Regions from separate parts of the Mus musculus genome. Here region 2 is linked to region 1. A link is a loop called in an ENCODE intact Hi-C map of the cell type or tissue named here. Cell type or tissue: gastrocnemius. All regions are shown on one strand. Each heading gives the region's core, and the rest is flanking DNA. Links, peaks and the distances in the headings are about the cores only. Region 1 holds the start of Kif11 (kinesin family member 11). Region 2 has its middle 7.4 kb from the start of Fgfbp3.

Region 1 (6,956 bases), core at 2,894-5,393:
GGATTCACTTTCCAGCGACTAACGCTTCTCCAAGTATCCTGCTGCTCCTAGCATCTGTTACTTCCTAGCATGGACATGAGATTAAGGTCCTGAATGAATGACGTTCACACTGTTAGGACAGAGTAATAAATTCAGACAGATCACATGTTGCTAAAAATTATGACAACTCATGCCAGTAATCCCAGCACCCAGGAGGCAGAGGCAGGAGAAATTTATGAATTACAAGCCAGCATGTCTACATAGCCAGGTATAAGCCAGCCAGGAAGGAAAACAGAATTTTAAAAACTCCCAAGAGGTATTTTAGAAACTGTCAGTGTACCAGAAAAGGTACTTCTGCCCCAATTTCTCCAACTAGAAAGTGCCAGGTTCTTGCTGATTCCTAACTCCATCAGTTTGGGCCTCAATACAGATGTTTAAAATTTCAAGCCAAAATGATAAGAGAGGGAGACTAAGATTTTTTAAAAAATTTTAAATTCTGTGTCATTCTATAAATATTCATCATATACTTACTATATGATAGATGGTAGAGATAAACTAGAGAACAAAACAAAATTCAAAAAACAAATTGTGAGCTAGAAAAACAGCAGTGAAGAGCCCATACAGTACCCAGTCACCTGCAGTTCCAGCACCAGGGCACCCAAACTCCTATGCACTTATCTACACACACACACCACACACACACACACACACACACACACACACACACACACCATACACATACACACCACATACACACCACACACACACATACCACACACATACCACACACAAACACACACATACCTCACATAATTAAAAATGCAAAACTTTTTAAAAGGGGGTTGCTATAACATTTCAAATGTAAAAAAAAAAATCTAATTAAAAAAGGGGGGGGGGTTGCTTGGCTGCAGCTCAGTTGATAAGAATGCTTGCTTGCCTAATATGCACATGCCTGGATTCCATCCTCAGCACCGTGTACAGTAAACACGGGTGCACACCAGTAACCCTGGAACTCAGAAGTGGAGGCAGAAAAATAAATTACTCAAGAATAAGGCCACCTGAGTACATCAAATCCTGTCTCAAAAGAAAAAAATAAAAGCATCACTAAATCCTTCTCAGGGAACTTTGAACATACTTGGAAGAGAAATTACCAAATAAATAACATTAGGTTCTAGTAAATTAGAAGTGAAAAATAAAGCAAAATAAAAGGGCATAGGAAGTAATAAGACAGGTAAGTGTACTATTTTGGTGTGGCTATGAAATGCTTCCTGATGAGGTGACATTTAAGCAGAATCTAAAATGTGAAGGAGTCGGATGTAGGTATTTTGGCAAAAAAGTTTCCCAGGCAGACAATAGAAACTGGCAATAATTTTTATACATAAATACCGGCGGCTGGTTCCTGCTACCCGCCCCCATGTTTTATGTTCCTGAATTAAAAACACATATTTGATAAGCCATAACCAGCGCAACAGTTGGGCCACTTCCTCACCTCCGGCCGATAATCCCGAGTTAGTACTTACTAAGTTCTATATTGGACCTTGGCTGCCCTGGACTCCCACTGACTATACCTCCCTGTCCTCCACTCTTTGTCTCTCCTCCTCTCCCTGGGATTCCAAAGCCCTGGAATCCTAAAAGTCCCACCTCTGTCTGCCCTGTCCAGCCATTGGCTGATGGCATCTTTATTTACCAATCAGAACCCCAAATTAACATTATTATACAAGCAGCATTAGGCCAAACCCACTACACAATTAAAAAAAAAAAAAGTAGGGGCATTAAGGATAGGTCAGAGGCCAATAGCGCTTACTGCTCTTCCCAAGGACCCAAGTTCATTTCCCAATACCCATGTCTAGTGGTTCACAACTGTTGGGGAGGTCTTTCATACTGTATTTTTTGTGCCCTGACATCTGGTTACAGTACAGATGGTCGTAGTCAAGTACTTCCGGTCTCAATGTTATGTAAAAGTTGTTTTTCATCATCTCTGATTTGTTAATAAACAGCTAGTCAGCCTATGGTGGGGCAGGAGAAGACAGTAGAAGTGAGGCATAGGATCCCAGGGAGGGAGAGATTGAGGGAGGAGGGAGAGAGGGGAGGGGGGAGGAGGAGGAAGAAGAGGAGGGAAAGGAGGAGGAGGAGGAAAAGGAGGAGAAGGAGAAAAGAAAAGAAGAAAGGTGTAGAGAGACCAACGTGTGGGACACCAAGAGGATTGGCCAAGAGTACACGTGGAGCAGAGCAAGCCAGAGCAAGATACAGATGGCAAGAAAAGGGGCATTTATCTGGATGTTAGCAGCCAAGTCAGGCTGAATAGCTCAGAACCTGCCAAGCACATTGCCAACAGGTTCTTTTTTTTTTTTTTTAAAGGATTTTATTTATTTTATGTATATGAGTCCACTGAGGCTGTCTTCAGACACACCAGAAGAGGGCATCAGATCCCATTACAGATGGTTGTGAGGCACCATATGATTGCTGGGATTTGACTCAGGACCTTTGGAATAGCAGTCAGTGCTCTTAGCCGCTGAGCCATCTCTCCAGCCCGCCAACAGGTTCTTAATAAAAATTCCAGGTCTCTGTGTGTTTTAGTCAAAAGCTAAACAGGATAAAGTGGGTGTAAAAAAAACCCAGAGATAACTGGAAACAAAAGGAAGTGTGGCAATCCCCACCATCACTACCAAAATACTATTATACACAACTCTAGCTCTAAGTGACCCATGCGCTCTTCTGACTTCATCCATACAGGCACGTAATTACACATAAACGAAAATAAATCCTTGCATTAAAAACTTTAAAATAAATAATAAACTCAACAAAGTATCCAGGTTAGGGCAGGTGAGCAGGGTAAGGCGGTAAAAGCAATCCCTGGGTCAAGTCTGAGGACACGATTTAAAATGAGCAGACTCCCCAGATTTCTCTGCCGGTCTACACACACACACACACACACACACACACACACACACACCACCCCCTGCAGCACATGAATGCTGGCACTGACATACACATTATACACACATATAAGATTTAAAATTAACATATAGACAGCTGGGCGGTGGTGGCACATGCCTTTAATCCCAGCACTTGGGAGGCAGAGGCAAGCAGATTTCTGAGTTCGAGGCCAGCCTGGTCTACGGAGTGAGTTCCAGGACAGCCAGGGCTATACAGAGAAACCCTGTCATGAAAAACAAACAAACAAACAAAAACAACACATCTTCAGGACTCACACTTTTTTTTTTGTTTTGTTTTGGTTTTGGTTTTTTTTTTTTTTTTTTTTGAGACAGGGAGAACTCACACTTCTTGATTTTAAAATTTATTCTAAAGGTGTAAGCAGTCAAAACTATACGATAAACGAGACTGGAACAGACAGACACAGACCAGTGGGATTGAGTGCTCATAAATAAACCCTCTCCTATATGGGCAAATGATTTTAGACAAATGAGCCAAACCATTCAGTAATCTCTGTAACATGGTGACAGAAAACTGGGTATCCTACACAATGAAGCCGAATGTCTCACTTAACATCACATAAAGAGGACCAAAAACTTGCACCTAAGACGTAACACCATAAAACTTAGAGAAACAAAGAAGAAAAAGCCTGGCAGCTTTGGCTTTAGCAACGATTCCCTGGATCAGATACCAAAGGCACAGGCAACAGCATCAAAAATCAGGCATGGTGGCTCACACTTCTAAGGCTCAGGAGGCTGCCACAGGAGCACTGACTGCAGGACTTCAAGCCTGGGTGCAGATGAGTTGCAGGGGAGGCAGAACGCTACATAGTGAGACCCTGCCACCAAACACAAGACGATGAGGATCTAACGTACAACATCCTAAGAAAGCCTCATTTATTGCTTATTAAAGCTTAATGAGGGGCTGGTGAGATGGCTCAGTGGATAAGAGCACCCGACTGCTCTTCCGAAGGTCCGGAGTTCAAATCCCAGCAACCACATGGTGCCTCACAACCATCCGTAACGAGATCTGACTCCCTCTTCTTGAGTGTCTGAAGACAGCTACAGTGTACTTACATATAATAAATAATAAATCTTTAAAAAAAAAAAAAGCTTAATGAGACTGGCGCCAGGAACACTACTTAATAGAGAAAAGACTAACCAAACAAGAAAAAGAAAAACCTATGCCTAAACTATTGTACATAACAGACACGTGTAAACGTTTTCACTGGTAAAAAAATGTTTAAAAAAAATTCTCTTAAGGCCAGCCTTGAAATGTAGGAGGACAGTATGGACACATGAGATGTTTTATTTCTTACTTTGAGGGATAAATACTGGGATTAAAGGCTTGTACCATCACACCCCCACCGTCAGTGTTCTTTGTAACTTTTTATGACTCAAACACTTTGTAAGTAACAAAGGAAATAATAGCACACAGAAAAGGCAATATTGACTAATAATAATAATACTGCAAAAAAATTGTAAAAAAAAGTGCATTTGTTGGGTAGCTTAGGGTAAGAACACTTCTTGTTCTTCTAGAGACCTTGAGTTCTGTTTCTAGCCCCCACACCTGGGGGTGACTCACAACCACCTGTAACTCTGGCCTTAGAGGTGGTGCTCTCTTCTGCTCTCCACAAGCACTCACGTATGTGTGCAAACACCTGAATATATACCCATTATTAAAAATAAAAATTTTTTGAGGCAGAGTTTCTCTTTGTAGCCCTGGTTGTCTTGAAACTCGATCTGTAAAACATGCTGGGATTAGAGGTGTGCCCCACAACTGCCTGCCTAAATCTGCCTAATTTTTTTTTTCCTAAATTCTTAAGTGTGTCTGCTTTCCTGTTGATTAAAATGAAAGTTCCAAATTAAGTAACTAAAACTCCAGAGTTCAGCAATTAAGTATCTTTGGCAAGCCTAGAGTTGCTCACACACACACACACACACACACACACACACACACACACACACACGTCACCTAGTTTAAAAACTTGGGTCTGGTAGCTGAAACTTGAATTGCTTATAACTCCAGAACTCAGAACTAAGGCAGGGAGCTAGTCGGAGTTTGAGGCCAGTCTCAGGAAAAAAAAAAAAAAGGCAGACACAGTGGCACACACTTGTCACCCAGCAATCCCAGCTAAACGACCGAGAGGCTGAGACAGTAAAGTACGCTAACATATAGTTCCAGACCAACCTCGGTAACATCACAAAAATTCAAAAAAATTAAAAACTCTGGGTAAGTTATTTGGATGTCAGTCGGGGAGAGCTGAACCCCACACCCTCCCTCCTCTCAATTTTGTCTTTTGGTCAATGAACAAAGGCAGATAAAAGAAAGAAAGAAAGAAAGAAAGAAAGAAAGAAGGAGAGAGAAACCCTGTCTCGAAAAACCAAAAAAAAAAAAAAGAAGAAGAAGAAAAATGAGAAAGAGAAAAGATGCTGCACCTTAGCCATGTACTTTCATTAGCTCGTGAGTTTCATAAACTCATTTTACAGCTTAGCTTAAATTCAGCAATGTCTACTTGGTTATTAGAGGTGAATTTGATGGTTGCTCTTCGCTGAAAAGTGCGTTCCCTTTTAAAAGCAAACCTACTTTCATCTATTGGACCAAACACACAGAATAAAGAACTATTAGTCTTTCCGAAGTGGAAATAACCCCAAGGTGAGCGCCAAACTACATGCAAAGTAAGTAGGAAGCTTTATTCCCAAACTGACAACTCGGACGGGGTAGCACAGAGCAATGACAGCTAAATTTTCGGCGACATTGGCTTTTAAAAGGGAACGCACTTTTCAGCGAAGAGCAACCATCAAATTCTTTGTGACTGCAGCTTAACTTTAACCAACACCAACATCCCCCCCCCCCCCGAGACAAACCCTAATTTAGAACTAAACGTGGTAGCATGTTTACCGAACAAAACACGGGGAGCCCCAGAAACCGATGACTTGGTGTCCTTCAGAAAGGTAAACAAATCGCTCTCCGGAACGGCTAGCCCAAAAGCTAAGCCTCCGCGTCCGGACTCGTCCCAGCCTCTCCTTACCTGCATCTCACCACCACCTGGATGTTCCTGCCCTTTTCCTCTTTCTTCTTCAAAGAACTCGGCTGGGACGCCATGACGGTCGAGCCAAAACCTGCCGGCCTAGCGGAGACTCAGACACAGTGAGAACCGGGAGCAGCCTCTCCTCACCCGGTGCTGCCAAGGCCACGAGGACCGAGACTCGCAGCTCGGCGTCCCCGAGGTCCACGCAGGCCTCTTGGCCGTGGCCGCCGCCCCGCAAAAGCCGGACAGGACGAACCTCCTCCTCTGCTCCGAAATCAGCAACGATTCCGCGCCTCAATTTTGAAAAATGGAGACGACTGACCGGACCAATAGCAGAGCGGCACGCGAGGCATCATGGGACGCCGTGTCGTCACTGTGGTGACGACGGGGCGTGACCCGAAGAAATGGATGGCGGTGCAGGCTGGCTCCTGTAGTCCGAAGTTCACTGTGCAAGCTTTCAGTGCTGCCGCTGGCGGGCTTCTGGGGCCTGGGACGCCTACATCGCCGCATTCGCTGGGTCCTTACCGCCCTCCGAGGCTTCTCGCTTTCCGTAGAGAGGTGACGAACAACTCGGCCGTTTAAGGTGTAGGTGGGGACCGGGGAAACAGAAAAGCCGAGTCCTCCGCCTCATCGGGTTTCCGGAGCTGCTTTTTCTGTTTCGCGGGATCTTAAATGCGGTTTAGCCTCTCCGATGTAACTTAGCGAGGATCAGAGAAAGCGCCGCCGACCTCGCCAAATACCCGCCTTCCGCACTCCAGATCCCTGGTCCTCTGGATTAAGCAAAGCCAACTGTCTACTGGTAAACTACTCTCGGAGGCAGGAGTGGCAGAGGAGCTCTCCGAGTTCCAGACCAGCCTGATCTATAAAGCGAGGCCAGGACGGCCAGGGCTGGTTGCACAGAGAAACGCTGTCTCCAAAAACAAACAAACAAAAACAAAACAAAAGCTAGCCCCAGAGACTCACTGCTATCTCAAAATGTCCCACAAAGTGAACATATTGAACATCTTTATAC
Region 2 (6,956 bases), core at 1,713-4,212, 470 kb after region 1:
CCCTTAAGTTACTGGTCCTTTATAATTTTACTTAGCAGGCATGGGAAGTGGCTAAGCATAGTGTCTCAGTATGCTGACAATCTGCCCTGCATTCTTAACTCAGAATGCAAATTTGTACAAGAGTATTAGTAGGTTCATAAAATGCTAACCTTCTATCATATCTCATTGCCTACACATAATTATCACCTGAAAGGTCTGCTTTAATTTTTTACATTCTGTTGACAAAAAAAAAAAAAAACAACTCTGGGTTAAACTTTCCATTTTGATATTCTGCACAAAGTTCAAGGTTAAACAGGGTCCCCCAAAAGATTACCACAGAGGAGCAGTTAGCCAACTGTAAAGGCAGAAGTCTGTAATCCTAGCACTTAGGAGGTGGATGCAGGAGAATTATAAGTATGGGCTAGCCTGTGCTGCATAGTGAGCACCCCTGCCCCTCACAAAAAAAGAGGGCAGGGAAAAAGACTTGAACTATCATAAAACAGGCTTGATTGACACATGGAGAGCTAGGAACAACAGACCAACCTAGTGTAGTCATTGATACAGACCATATTCTGAACAAGACCAACTGCAACTCATCCTAAACAGCTTCAATAATGCAAAATCTGTTCTCTGATGAGAAAATAATTATGCTAGAAATCATCAGTAGTAAGAAAATCTCCAATCATTTTAAAAAGTGAACCAGGATTCCAAAATAGCCTGTGAATCTTTTTTTTTTTAAGATTTATTTATTAATTATTATATGTAAGTATACTGTAGCTGTCTTCAGACACTCCAGAAGAGGGAGTCAGATCTCATTACGGATGGTTGTGAGCCACCATGTGGTTGCTGGGATTTGAACTCCGGACCTTCAGAAGAGCAGTTGGGTGCTCTTACCTGCTGAGCCATCTCACCAGCCCATAGCGTGTGAATCTTAAAGGAAAGTTATATATATTTGAATATTGAATATATGAAATTGAACCTGAACATAACAAAATGTGTGCTTGTAGCTGAAGAAGTGCCCAGACATCATGTAAAGGGCATCTACTAGCAAAAAATAGTGCAGAGGTAGAAGAGAAACCAGATATTGTCAGGCTTTCTATCACCCAGTGTAGACTGCACAGTTTCAGGATGAGAAATCAATTCTGGGGTGGGGGGGCTACAGAGATGGTTCAGCAGTTGTCTTTTTTTTTTTAAAGATTTTATTCATTATTTTATTTATTATTATATGTAAGTACACTGTAGCTGTCTTCAGACACACCAAAGGAGGGCATCAGATCTCATTATGGATGGCTATGAGCCATCATGTGGTTGCTGGAATTTGAACTCAGGACCTTCAGAAGAGCAGTCAGTGCTCTTAACCGCTGAGCCATCTCTCCAGCCCCTCAGCAGTTGTCTTAGTCAGAGTTTCTATTCCTGGACAAAACATCATGACCAAGAAGCAGTTGGGGAAATGCCTCCATGAGATCAAACTGTAAGGCATTTTCTCAATTAGTGATCAAGGGGGAAAGGTCCCTTGTGGGTGGGGCCATCTCTGGGCTGGTAATCTTGGTTCTATAAGAGAGCAAGTTGAGCAAGCCAGGGGAAGCAAGCCAGTAAAGAACATCCCTCCATGGCCTCTGCATCAGCTCCTGCTTTCTGATCTGTTTGAGTTCCAGTCCTGACTTTCTTTAGTGATGAAAAGCAATGTGGAAGAGTAAGCTGAATAAACCCTTTCCTCCCCAATTTGCTTCTTGGTCATGATGTTTGTGCAGGAATAGAAACCCTGACTAAGACAGCGGTTAAAAGCACTGGCTACTTGCTCTTCCAGAGGTCCTGAGTTCAATTCCCAGCAACCACATGGTGCCTCACAAACATCTGTTGGGATCTGATGCCTTCTTCTGGTGTGTCTGAAGACAGCTACAGTGTGCTCATATAAACAAAATAAATAAAACTTAAAAAAATATTAGAAATCACTTCTGGATTAATTGGCTGCATGCCTGTGATCCCAGCACTTGCAAGGCAGAGGCAGGTGGATATAAGGCCAGCCTTGTTTGTGTAGTGAGTTCCAGGACAGTCAGAGCTACATAGGGAAAGCCTGTCTCATAAAATAAAATAATTAAATAAAAAAGAAAGAAAAGAAACCAACCTCTGGGCTGTTTTGGCTAGGGTTTGTTTAAGTGATGAAGGACCTGTTTTGTCTGTACAAGATGGGTGGGAAAGGAAGCAAAGGGAGGGGGAGGGAAATATACCTCTCGTTTCTCCATTGTTCCTTGTGATAAAGTACCAGCTATCCACTCAAATCCGGCCCCCCTTTTTTCCTGGATGAGTACCCCCAAGCCAGGGATATTTTATAGCCATCTTTGTACACAGGCACGATCAGTGACTAACCTTTTGCCAATGATTTGTGTAACTTCAACTTTACTATGCTTAAGTAATATGCCGCTTGCCTTTCCTCGGAATTTAGGCAAGGATGCACTAGAAACTGAGCCTCAGTCATGCACAGACATGCAGTACCCTGAGGACAACAGAGGCAGACAGAAGGACTAAGGAGAATTGAGTAGGAGGGGGCTCAGCATTGGAGCCCTGAGAAAACTTCAGCCGTGCCTTGGGGAGTATAGCATAGCACAGACATTGCTCATTTCAGGATGCCGTGTTAGACAGGAATGGCCGTTCTAGCTTCTCTACAGGTACAGCCACTTGTAATGGCCCAAGCAAAGTATGGGGTTATGGGAAGTGTGAAGATGCTGCTGGTAAGATGCAGCTGGCTAACAGGGTCAGCTAGCTACCCCACACTCGGTCACCCAGCCACCACAGTGCACAATTGAAGTGGCTAGTTCCTACAGCTGCCGTACAAAGAAATGTAAGAACGGAAGAGTATTTCAGAGTCGCCAAGAGGAGGTTTTGGCATTTTTCCCTTCTGCTGCCATGAAATATTATAGGTAAATCTAAGTAGCAATGTGTGCAATAGAAACCAACACACGTGGGTTCAGATTGGGGTCTTGCAGCTGGGTAACCTTGGGCAATTCACTCCCCCCCTTTCCGAGTCTCATCTTTCTGCTTGTGAAACAGAGATGGCCATAACAGTACTTTCACCACAGTGCCGTGGAGAGACTTAAGAGGGATGCTCAGGAAGGGCACAGAGCCTGACTCGTTGCACGTGTAGATAAGTATATAGCTAAAGCTTCTTTTCTTTCGGATGTCAATGTAGACATCAAAAGGGAGATCTCCCTCGGAAAAAGATTATACAAGATAATCAATCATTGGCAACTCTTCTCAGTTTAGAACAGTGAATGAATGAATGAATGAATGAATGAATGAATATGAGGGTCAGGGTGTGGCTCAGTGGTAGAGTGTATGTTTGAAATGTGTAAAGACCAGGTTTTACTCTCCAGCACCAGAAACAGGAGGAGAGGGGGGGGGAGGGGGAGAGAGGGGGAGGGGGAGGGAGGGGGAGGGGAGGGGGGGAGGGAGGGAGAGGGAGAGAGAGAGAGACAGAGAGAGAGGGAGAGAGAGGGAGAGAGAGGGAGAGAGAGAGAGAGAGAGAGAGAGAAGGGGATGTTGCAGAACTGGCCAGCACTCACATCCCCGATGTAAAAGCACAGAGATGGGGGTAGGGAGGGGGGTATGGAGAGCATGGGGGTGTTGGAAGGGTTGGAGAAGTCGTGGAGGGGAGTCTTCAACATGAAGACTTGAAAGGAGAGGTGAGTTCATAAATGGCCTTAGAGCCTTGGGGACCACAGCTGACCTCCCAGCCCCACAGCTTTCTTATAACTTCAAAGAACGGTCTCTTTAGTTCTTGACCAGTGCTTCCAGCTGCAAGGCTTTGATGAACTTACTCGGAGTTTTGTCCCCCCTGTGACCTCTTGGCTCATCACATTCAAAATTCTCCCCTTTTTAAAATATAAAAGCAGCCATAAAAGCATCCCAAACCCCTCCTCCTTCTCCTCTCTCTGCCTCTGTGTCTGTCTCTGTCTCTCTCTCTCAACAAGAAGCCTACTTCAATCAATCATCCTAAAATCATCAATGCTGAGGCCGTGGCTCAGAGGCAAACCAAGCAAGTGCTTCGCGTGCACACTCTGCGCTTCATCCTCAGCACTGTACAGGGGAAAGAAAGGAAGAAGGAAAAAGGGGGGGAGGGAGGAAGGAAGGAAGGAAGGAAGGAAGGAAGGAAGGAAGGTGGGGTCATCATATAGAGACAGCAAAAAGTAAGAAGTGTAATAGAAATGGCTGTTAATAAATCACAGCACGCCGGGCGTGGTGGCGCACGCCTTTAATCCCAGCACTCAGGAGGCAGAGGCAGGTGGATTTCTGAGTTCGAGGCCAGCCTGGTCTACAGAGTGAGTTCCAGGACAGCCAGGGCTATACAGAGAAACCCTGTCTCGAAAACCAAATAAATAAATACATAAATAAATACATAAATAAATACATAAATAAATAAATAAATAAAACAAATAAATCACAGCACAGGGTAAAAGGAGCGTGAATCTAACAGGAACTATATAGGAAAGCTACATGAAAAACAAAAGAAATACGTCGGGGCTAGAGACTAACGATTCAAATAAAAACCTATAGATTGCCATTATTACATAAGATACATTAACATTTAAGATCAGTGTATACATTTAAATGTTATAACAATTTCAACACCAGTAGGATTTTCGGATCCAATTAGGCAAGCTGATTCTCAGGTTGGAAAGGGAAACCAAAAGGACATAGATGAGCAGGGGGGACGAAAGGATCTGTGAGAGGAAAGATGCTGTCACCAAGGGCTACAGCTTGAAGTGGCTAAATACAGCCTCGCAGAAGGAATGTTGGCAACACAGCCCCCAACAATGCGGATGTTGCAGCGAGGGTGCTGTCTCTAGGTAACCATAGGAACTCCCTTTGAAAGCCCAGAAGCTGCGGATCCCACCAGTCCTTCAGTGGACAGTAGCTGCCTTTGAGCTGGGTGGTCATGTGATGGGACTGAAAACTCAAAAGCTTTGATCCATATGTTCCTTTGTTCTCGGGCACAATGGTTACAATGATGATGATTCTTCTCGAAGTCAAAACAGGACTAGGGGCCTTGCTCATCTATTGTTACGATGTGGGGAACTTGGTGAGATCCTAGAAGGGTGAGATGTCAAAATTAGCGGTTGGTCATGCGCTGTGGAGACGTGGAAGTGTTCCTAGGCAGTGCTACAGGGTGAAATACCAAGAAGAATGCAGAGGCACCTAATTTCCTTACTTCTCTAATTTAATCTCTTCCTAGAACCACTGGAAGCACTGAATGCTCTCAATTAAAAAACGTGGGCAGGGGAGGGGGGGCAAAACAAAATGTAAAGTCTGGAGCACCCTGAAAAATGGTAATAATAGAATCTAGGGAGCAGAGGATGTTTCGGATCGTCCTCTCTTTAATCCTGTAGTTCATGTGATCAAAGTCAATATGTGGATATGCAATCAGCATCTCAGATGCATTTTTATGCTCCTAGAAAGCCTAGTGAAGATCCGCAACCTATGGGTAGGCAAGATGGCTTGAGAAGGTAAAAGCTCTTGCCTATAAGTTTGACAGCTTGAGTTCCACCGCTGCAATCCACACCATGGAAGGAGAGAACTGAGTCCCACAGGTACAGCTAGTGCGCTGGCCTGAAGCCACCAGGGTCCGCTGTCGAGCAGATGACTTTAGGTAGCCTGGCTAGGAAACTGACAATAGAAGACAATTGGGATCTTTGGGAACTCAGGGCAAGGAACTGTCTCTGAGGCTTTTTCAGGGGTCAAGAAAAGACCACCACGTGAGTGGGCTTGATATCTCAAGCACCAACGAGGTGGCCCAAAAGAGTATCTCCAGCCATCTAATTAGCTTGCTCAGAGGAGGAAGCCAATCACAGCTTTGACTCAGCATCAGTCATACAGACCCGCAACCAGAGAAAGTGCGCCCCTTGTGGCCAAAGTGGAATTGGCTTCATGGAGGCTGGCTTGATTTCCTTCCTTCCTTCCTTCCTTCCTTCCTTCCTTCCTTCCTTCCTTCCTTCCTTCCTTCCTTCCTCCCTCCCTCCCTCCCTCCCTCTCTCCTTTCTTCCTTCCTTTCTTTCTTTCTTTCTTTCTTTCTTTCTTTCTTTCTTTCCTTCTTTCTTTCTTTCTTTCTTTCTTTCTTCCTTCCTTCCTTCCTTCCTCCCTCCCTCTTTCTTTCTTTCTTTCTTTCTTTCTTTCTTTCTTTCTTTCTTTCTTTCTTTCTTTCTTTCTTTCTTTCTCTTTCCTTCTCTCTATATCTCATTCTCTCTCCCTCTCTTGCTTTCTTTCATTCTATTTTTTAAAGATTTATTTTGTTCTTAAATTTTATGTTATTATCTGTAATGATGTGTACTGATCAATACTGTAATTACGTGTAATGGTTCTCTGTACTGCTCAGTACTGCTGAGTCAGCTCTCCAGCCCTTGAGATTTAGTTTTATTTATGTGTATATGTTTGTGTGTCTATGTGTGGATTTTGAGCACATCATTTTGGTGCCCACAGTGCCCATGAAGTCCAGAAAAAGCTGTTAGATCCCTTAGAACTCGAGTTACCGGGGCTAGAGAGGTGACTCAGTGGTTAAGGGTACCAACTGCTCTTCCAGAGGTCCTGAGTTCAATTCCCAGCAACCACATAGTGGCTCACAACCATCTGTAATGAGATCTGATGCCCTCTTCTGGTGTGTCTGAAGACAGCTACAGTGTACTTACATATAATAAATAATACATCTTTTAAAAAAAATCTGCCGGGCAGTGGTGGCGCATGAGTTTAATCCCAGCTCTTGGGAGGCAGAGGCAGGTGGATTTCTGAGTAGGAGGCCAGCCTGGTCTACAGAGTGAATTCCAGGACAGCCAGGGCTACACTAGAAACCCTGTCTCCAAAAAACAAAACAAAACAAAACAAAAATTTTTTTGCATTGTTGTTTCAAGGCATCTGAAGAGTATTCAAAAATGGCTAGTGCTGCCACAAGGGTAGCCCATTGTTGGCGGCTGGTCTGGTTCTGCTATGTA

The links. Peaks named below come from ENCODE experiments on the same cell type or tissue, not always from the same donor. Only the 100,000 strongest peaks of a DNase experiment are listed, where the experiment ranks them.
Region 2: a loop joins it to region 1, with 27 times the contacts of the local background. A loop is called at or near these places in 17 of 42 quality-filtered maps.

Annotation. Positions count from the first base shown.
Region 1 is chr19:37,375,656-37,382,611 of GRCm38, reverse strand. Kif11 (kinesin family member 11) reads right to left here and starts at 6,230. Exons shown (of 22, transcript NM_010615.2): 1 at 5,945-6,230. The coding sequence starts at 6,018. In gastrocnemius, for the core only: no CTCF peak of the experiment used is centred there; no DNase peak of the experiment used is centred there; H3K4me3 peaks cover 27 bases.
Region 2 is chr19:36,908,743-36,915,698 of GRCm38, reverse strand. No RefSeq gene overlaps it. Among named protein-coding and RNA genes, the nearest start is that of Fgfbp3, 7.4 kb to the left of the region's middle. In gastrocnemius, for the core only: no CTCF peak of the experiment used is centred there; no DNase peak of the experiment used is centred there.